2 separate regions of the Homo sapiens genome follow, and region 1 is linked to region 2. A link is a loop called in an ENCODE intact Hi-C map of the cell type or tissue named here. Cell type or tissue: ovary. All regions are shown on one strand. Region 1 holds the start of LOC107986659 (a long non-coding RNA gene). Region 2 overlaps TAB2 (TGF-beta activated kinase 1 (MAP3K7) binding protein 2).

Region 1 (4,000 bases), 570 kb after region 2:
ATCTCATTAAACTTTAAGTTTCACTTCAAAACTCACCACGTGCAGAAAAGAATGAGATGATTCTGCACAAAACTGGTCATCACAATAAAACAGCTTTATTTCCAAGTCCCTGAAAGGCTCAGTTGCGTCATTGACCACACTCCCACCCTCAAAAATCCACCGCAAACACTTCTGCTGAGAAGAGGATTGAACACATAGGAAAATGTAAGCTAATGGTCATATTTTTAAAAATCTTGGAAGAAGATCCACTAAGGGCCTGAATGAGAACCAGAAAGTGCTCCTCTTCTGGAAACCAGGACTGGAGGTCTGAAGCAAAAGCCAGAATTTCTCTAACACAGAACAACACCAGGCTGGTATTTAAAGAGATCTTTCTTGTCTATTTTTTTTCCTTCAGAGGAGGCAAATTTGCCCTATTAATTCAGCCAAAATAAATAAGGACAATTCTCTGGAATTCACATGTCCTTTAAAAAATGCAGAAAATAAAGTGTAAGTAATAAAATTTCAGCTCATAATTCCTCCAAGTTATAAAACAATAGCAATAACAATCAAATATATACGTCCTGTTCTCCTAGAACAAGGTATAAAATTCATATTTTACCAGGCCGGGCGCAGTGGCTCACACCCGTAATCCCAGCACTTTGGGAGGCTGAGGCGGGCAGATTTCCTGAGGTCAGGAGTTCGAGATCAGCCTGACCAACATGGTGAAACCCCATCTCTACTAAAAATTTCAAAAAAAATTAGCTGGGCATGGAGGCGTGTGCCTGTGATCCCAGCTACTCGGGAGGCTGAGGCAGGAGAATTGCTTGAATCCAGGAAGCAGAGGTTGCAGTGAGCCAAGATCGTGCCACTGCACTCCAGCCTGGGGGATAGAGTGAGACTCTCTCCCCGCCCCAAAAAAAAAAAAATTTAATTAAAAAAAGAGTTACAATCAACTAAAACCAACACAGTTTTCAGGGATGTATGTGTGTATGCACACCCACATGCACACACATACACATACACAGAGGTAGTTTCACAGTGACTGCTGAAGTTTAAATTTCAGGAGCCCTTACTTTTATGAGCTCCTTTCCAAGTCTGAGGGGTGGCTCTAACAATAAACGCACATGCTCACGTTTTTTTTGCAAAATCTGCAAAAGGAAACTGCCATTGGTAAAGACCACCACCTCGCTCCATCCTAACTTCCCCTTCTCCACACAACCTCTCACGCTGGGCGACACTGCACTGGAGTGGGCATTTTTTTTTAACTGACAATGTTTTATTCTTTGTCCTAAAGGAAGCTGTCAAATTCACATAATATTCAAGCCCTGCAAAACTTGGCAGAGAACAATAAATACAAGACCAAGAATACTAGTTACCTCAGGTAGAGGGCGGGCCTAGGAGGGACGGAGAGGATAGCATATGTATGTTTAAGATATTCTCAATATTGGGAAACCCTTGTTAGAGGTGAGATCATTATGAAGTCAAGGAGGAATTAACAAGCTTTTCTTTCATGCACTCTTTTTTTTTTCTTTGAGATGAAGTCTCACTCTGTCAGACTCCAGGCTGGAGTGTAGTGGCGTAATCTCGGCTGACTGCAACCCCCGCATCCCAGGTTCAAGTGATTCTCCTGCCCCAGCCTCCCCAGTAGCTGGGATTACAGGCGCCTGCCACCATGCCTGGCTAATTTTGTATTTTTAGTAAAGACGGGGTTTCACCATGTTGGTCAGGCTGGTTTCGAACTCCTGACCTCAGGTGATCCGCCCACCTTGGCCTCCCGAAGTGCTAGGATTACAGGCGTGAGCCACCGCACCTGACCTCATGCACTCATTTTTCTCTGAAATTCACAAATCCTCTAAAAAATGCTGAAAAGAAAGTCTGAGTAACAAATTTTTCAGCTTGTATTTTCATTCCATTCCCCCCACAGATTTTTGTTCTAACAGATTATACTTCACGCTTGAAATTACTGTATTGATCTCTCTGTTCTATTTCTACATGACAAAACTATGTAGGTAAAGTAAAATTCATTTAAAAAATATTCTTGTGACCATAATGCTTTAAAAGTTTAAACTATATATCCTGAATTTGAGTTATTATTAAGATTACCTTTGTTTCACAGTTGATCAAAACAATATAAAGATTTTACACATTTCACAAATAATTAAAATCAAAAGTGGAATTTGATCATAAATACAGTGAATAGGGCCTTGTCTATAAGTAAATTTCACTGATTTCAATTTTATTCCTATTTATTCATTATATTTTTATATATATATATATATATAAAATAACCTTGTTCGCTTTAACAGACAGGAATGGAGAGTGTTTAGTTATAGCCGTGTCACACGCTTCTTTAACATCTTTCTAAATCCCATAGTGATCTGTTGGTGATCTACCTGAGGGGATAACTAGATTAGATCCTCCTTCACTTTGGTTGAAAGCCAAGAATAGGAGCCACGTGACCTGCAAAAGGGTTTGCTGTAGTCACTAGTCATTCACTTTCTCCATGCCAGGATTTTGAATTCTTCCTTTGGTACCTGGAGGTGTTTGACACCAGCATAGAGTCAGATAAGCTTCTTTATAAAGTCGGGGAGGACAGAGGGAAGCTGGTGGGAATTGGGCCGCAAGACAAGTTCTCAGGGAGATCAATTTTAGGGAAGAATAATCTGGCAGCAGACATTTGGCAATTTGATTCCTCTTAGACAATCCCTGCTCAACGCCCATCCCGCTGGAAGTCTTTGCGTTCATGGCGCCCCACGTACAAAAAAATGCTATTCTGAGCCCTAAACCTGGCATTTGGTGCAAATTCACACCTTCACTCTGACATCTGTCCCTCACACTGTCCTTTTGTTCAGTGTAAAACAAAAGTATGGATGCCCTACAAAAATATGTGAACAAAATGTCACCCAACGGAAAGAATTTGAATATTTACCTTTCCCTGTGTACTAAAAGAAATGTAGTTTTGTGTGTGCATAGAAAACAGTCTTCTGGGATTTGCATTTACCTCATTTATACTTGAAAAATAAATTAGACTCTTAATACATACATGTCATATAATTCCAAACATGAAAAACAATCACTTTTTTTTTTTTTTGAGACAGAGTTTTGCTCTTGTCACCCAGGTTGGAGTACAGTGGCACAATCTTGGCTCACTGCAACCTCTACTTCCCGGGTTCAAGCGATTCTCCTGCCTCAGCCTCCTGAGTAGCTGGGATTAAAGGCATCTGCCACCACAGCCGGCTAATTTTTGTATTTTTGGTAGAGATGGGGTTTCACCATGTTGGCCAGGCTGGTCTCGAACTCCTGACCTCAGGTGATCCCACCCATCTCAGCCACCCAAATTGTTGGGATTACAGGCGTGAGCCACCAGACCTGGCCAACAATCACCATTTTAAAATTCATATAAATTTAGGTAAAATTAAAAGATATGGAAATTTAAGTCTCAAATTGTAATGCACTTTATAATTCTTTCAACATAGATCCTATTTTCTATAATTTTTTTTAAAATTCCTTAAACAATTTTGTGAGATCACGTACCCACCAATGCCTAGAATAAGAATATGTCAAGACTTGCAAAAGTTTGCTGAATTGGAAAAAGAGGTTCGCAAAAAAATGTTAATAAAGTTGTTGAAAAATAGTAAAATCAATTCCATCCTCTAATTGACAACTATTGTAAAATTGGAAGTATGTTTGATCTTTTCTTAAAAGTTCCTCTAACAGATAAGGTTTTAAGACATTCAAAATATGTTCATTTGGAATTTCCCCCTCTGAGAAAGATTCTGGCCCAGATCTCATGTCTTAGGGATGGGGAGTAACACTGAAAGCTCAGAAGGGGCTGGACACGGTGGCTCAACCTGTAATCCCAGCACTTTGGGAGGCCGAGGTGGGAGGATCACTTGAGGCCAGGAGTTTGAGACCAGCCTGACCAACATATCGAAACCCTGTCTCTTCTAAAAATGCCAAATATTAGCCGGGCATGGTGGTGCACACCTGTAATCCCAGCTACTTAGGAGGCTGAGGCATG
Region 2 (4,000 bases):
AGGATCAAGAAAAGTGCAATAAATCTAAGACGGAATGGTTATACTTCATCAAAACATATTATATAACTACCTTTTGTGCATTTTATAATTCATACCTCATTATTATTTTGCAATACATTATTGTTCACTGCCCTCTTTCACTCTAATTTTTGGATAATCTATCCTGTGCATAAATATCATCTATAAAAGAAAACAGGAGCTAAGTATGATAATAAGTTCCTATTTATGGGTAAAAGGGAAAGAGGAGAAAAGAGAATAAAAGCACTTGAAGGAACCAATTTTCATCTTACACCAACCATAAACATTTATAACAAACCAATTCACTGAATGATGTGTAGAAATTTTAATAAGTTGGTTAAATATTAATTTAAAATGGCACCTTAATATTCAGAGAAAGTTATAAGAAGTATCACCAGCTGGGCACGGTGGCTTATGCCTGTAATCCCAGCACTTTGGGAGGTCGAGGTGGGCGAATCACCTGAGGTCAGGAGTTCAAGACCAGCCTGACCAATATGGTGAAGCCCCATCTCTACTAAAAATACAAAAATTAGCTGGGCGTGGTGGCAGGCACCTGTAATCCCAGCTATTTGGGAGGGTGAGGCAGGAGAATTGCTTGAACTCGGGAGGCGGAGGTTGCAGTAAGCCGAGATCACACCATTGCACTCCAGCCTGGGCAACAAGAGCGAAACTCTGTCTCAAAAAAAAAAAAAAAAAAAAAAGTTTCACCAACTGATCTGATCCCCATGCAGTTTCAATGCCTTACTTGGTCCCATGATTCTTCCTGTTCATCTCATATAACTCTGCTCATTTTCTTTCTAATGTCATAGCCCTCAGCTGACTTTTTCCCATAGTGGACTCCTGGCCAGCTGCTAAGGGAGAGGGGTGTGTGTGTGTGCATGCGTGCATGCGTGGGCGTGTGCACAATAGCACTAGGAGTATGATAAGTTCACAAGTTAGACAAAGTGTACATGGATATTTGCTACTACTAATAAAGTATCAGAGTTCTAGCTTTCTATCCATCTATCCATCCACCCATCCACCCCTTCCTCCCTCTCTTCATCTATCCAGCTATATGAATTAAAGCATCTAATCTAGAAAAAACACACGTGTTTAAAGTGGTGTAAACAAGAATGGTCATCCCAGTGTGTGCTTCTAAAAACAACCTCAATGGCCATCTAGGAGGAATAAATAAATACATTATTGCATAGCCACACTAAGGAACACCATGCAGCTTTTTGTTGTTGTTGTTTAGTGGAATATGATGTCCAAATAATTATATGGACAAATATATCCAAATAATTATATGGACCTATAAGACCTTATTGACTGAAAAAAAATCAAGATGCAGATTCCATGTATAACACCTTTTGTGTAAAAATAAAGACACACAAAAGATGCATTATATTAAAAAGCTTTTAAAAAATGTTTTGTCCTTTCCTATGATGCTGAAAATAGATGTATTTTAAACAGATATTTTTATATGATTGTATAGGAAAGATTCTGAAAGTATACACACACTAATTATTCTGGAGAGGGGGCTGAGTAGAAGGACACATGGATGGAAGGTATTCCAAGGAGGTTTAGTCATCTGTCCCAATTTTTATAATAACACATATTCATGCATTACTATAAAGTTATTCCTTATATATTTCTCTATAATATTACTTGTATTCTGATATGTAGATAGAGTAAGAATAGAACAGAATGAGTTATTTGAAGGTACCTGTATTAGCCAACCACAGGTACCTTCAAATAACTCAAAGCCTGTGTTGTCTATGCTGAAACTGTTATGGATGTGCAGTTTACAGCTGCAGCACTGACCAATTATCAGGATGCTTGATAGATGAGATTTACAGTTACTTTCTAACTTAAATGTTACTTATGAATTTATATATGTAGGTCCATCCATGATTAACCATGTCTAAGCTTAGTGTCATAATTTGTAATCCTTGGTTAAAACAAAGAAGCCAGGTGACTTTTTTTTTTACCTAAAGGCTAACTCAAGGTGAACTATTTATTATGCAAGCACTCAAACTGACTAAGTATTACACATCTACCAATGAGATGGTTTAATTAATTAAAGGAAAGAGGTAAGGGGTGGTAGAAAAAGAAGTAGGCTTATTGTTACTATTAAATATAAGAGTCTCCCAATAAACACAATACCTTTATGGAAAGTTATTGTACTATCATATACAAAGGTGGACAAGACACGCTGTTTTCTCTGAGCCTAGAGTATAATCACTTTGGTTCTACACTTACTATGAGCCAAGTCCTGTGCTAAATGCCTTAAACATGTATTATTTCAGTTACTTTTTACAATATTCCAGTAGTGAGGATTAAGTGAGAAACTGCAGGTAAAACTCTTTGCACAATGCCTGACAGAGTAAATGTCCCTTATTAGGCATTACTACTGCCTAACCTCTAACTTCATCAATTCAACCCTCACTCTACGGTAGTCAGCTTTTCAAAAGATTCACTGACTTAACACATACCAGTTCTGAGAAATCTTCAACGGATTCCCATTGCCTATTAAAGTCCAAACTCCTTCATCTGACATTCAAAAAAACATGACATAGCTCCATCTCCCATCACACCCCTCCCTATCCAACTATTCTCTATGCACACTGGACTGCTCACAATTTCTATAATATATTAAATACTTTCATCTCCATAACTTAGAAATACTCTTGCTGCTTTCTCTAAAGAATTCTATTTATCCTTCATGGTTCAGCAGAAACATTACCTTCTCCACAAAGCTGATTCTCTCCAGTACTCTTAAGTATGTTGTATGCATCTCTATTACGATACTTTCATATTACTTGTCTGTAAGCTCACTAAAACAAGGTTTATTGATTTCTACATCCCAGCTGTGTCTATTTACATTGAATAATGGAGAAAAATTTCACCATTAATAGCACCACTGAAAATAACTAAGACTTGATATTCATATGTAATTCCTTCTTCAATTTCTACTTCAATTCACCTAACAGTGGTAATGACCCTAACTAGTAGCTCCCTTTCCAGCTCTAATTCAACACTCAGTGACACATAATTCTTTAAACACCAAACAAATAATGTGGCACATAATCAGTGACCTAATGCTGACTAAATTGCCAGACATTAAATTCATTATGCATTAATACTGCAGGAAGGGATGTAAGGAAGGAGTTAAGCACATGCTAGAATATTAGGATTGCCTTTTAAATTCACAATTGGGATACAAAATTCCTCTTCAGTTTTCGGTAATCTCTAACCTAGATAAACTGAACTAAAATCAAAAGACATGTATGATTATCTACCCATTTAGTAAATAAACTCATCTTTCAGGGATTAATTCTGTTTCTACATCTATATATATTGGTAAAAGGAATAAATATCCTTAAAAGCTAATTGATCTTGGCCCTCTAACCATTCATGAGTAGCTTTCTCTTGGTTAAAATCTAAGGCATTAGGAAACCTCAGTTTTTGGTTTTGTTGTTACACTCCAGGATGACTCTGACTATTTGTAACTTCCTTGGCTGGTTTCTTTTGGGTAATCAAGTAAAATATTAGCAAATATTAGTTATACACTTAGTTTAAAAATATAACTAAATTCTTCAGGTAAAGTACTATATAATACATTGCTCGGTTCTATCCAGAAATAATATGTCTAATTTCCAATTACTGAAGAATATATTAACCTTTTTTTTTTTTTTTGAGACGGAGTCTCACTCTGTTGCTCAGGCTGGAGTGCAGTGGTGCAATCTCAGTTCACTGCAACCTCCGACTCCCTCAGTTCAAGTGATTCTCGTGCTTCAGGCTCCCAAGCAGCTGGGACTACAGGTGCACGCCACCAAGCCTGCCTAATTTTTTTGCATTTTTAGTGGAGGCGGGGTTTCGCCATGTATGAATATATCAACTTTTTAGGTAAAGGCATTAGTAGGGTAGAATAGTTGAGGATCTCAGGAAGAGGGAAGTAGTTTCATTAACTGAATTCCCTATACTGCTTGTACTCAATGTA

What was found. A loop is a pair of places that touch in the nucleus more often than their neighbours do. Peaks named below come from ENCODE experiments on the same cell type or tissue, not always from the same donor. Only the 100,000 strongest peaks of a DNase experiment are listed, where the experiment ranks them.
Region 1: it touches region 2 in a loop (5-fold over the local background); 1 of 110 quality-filtered maps calls a loop at or near these places.

The regions. Positions count from the first base shown.
Region 1 is chr6:148,772,532-148,776,531 of GRCh38, reverse strand. The region is part of intron 1 of UST (uronyl 2-sulfotransferase); the gene reads right to left. It overlaps LOC107986659 (a long non-coding RNA gene), which reads left to right and starts at 2,969. Exons shown (of 2, transcript XR_001744408.2): 1 at 2,969-4,000. In ovary, no CTCF peak of the experiment used is centred here; no DNase peak of the experiment used is centred here; H3K4me3 peaks cover 344 bases; H3K27ac peaks cover 631 bases.
Region 2 is chr6:149,343,168-149,347,167 of GRCh38, reverse strand. The region is part of intron 1 of TAB2 (TGF-beta activated kinase 1 (MAP3K7) binding protein 2); the gene reads right to left. Among named protein-coding and RNA genes, the nearest start is that of TAB2, 27 kb to the right of the region's middle. In ovary, no CTCF peak of the experiment used is centred here; no DNase peak of the experiment used is centred here.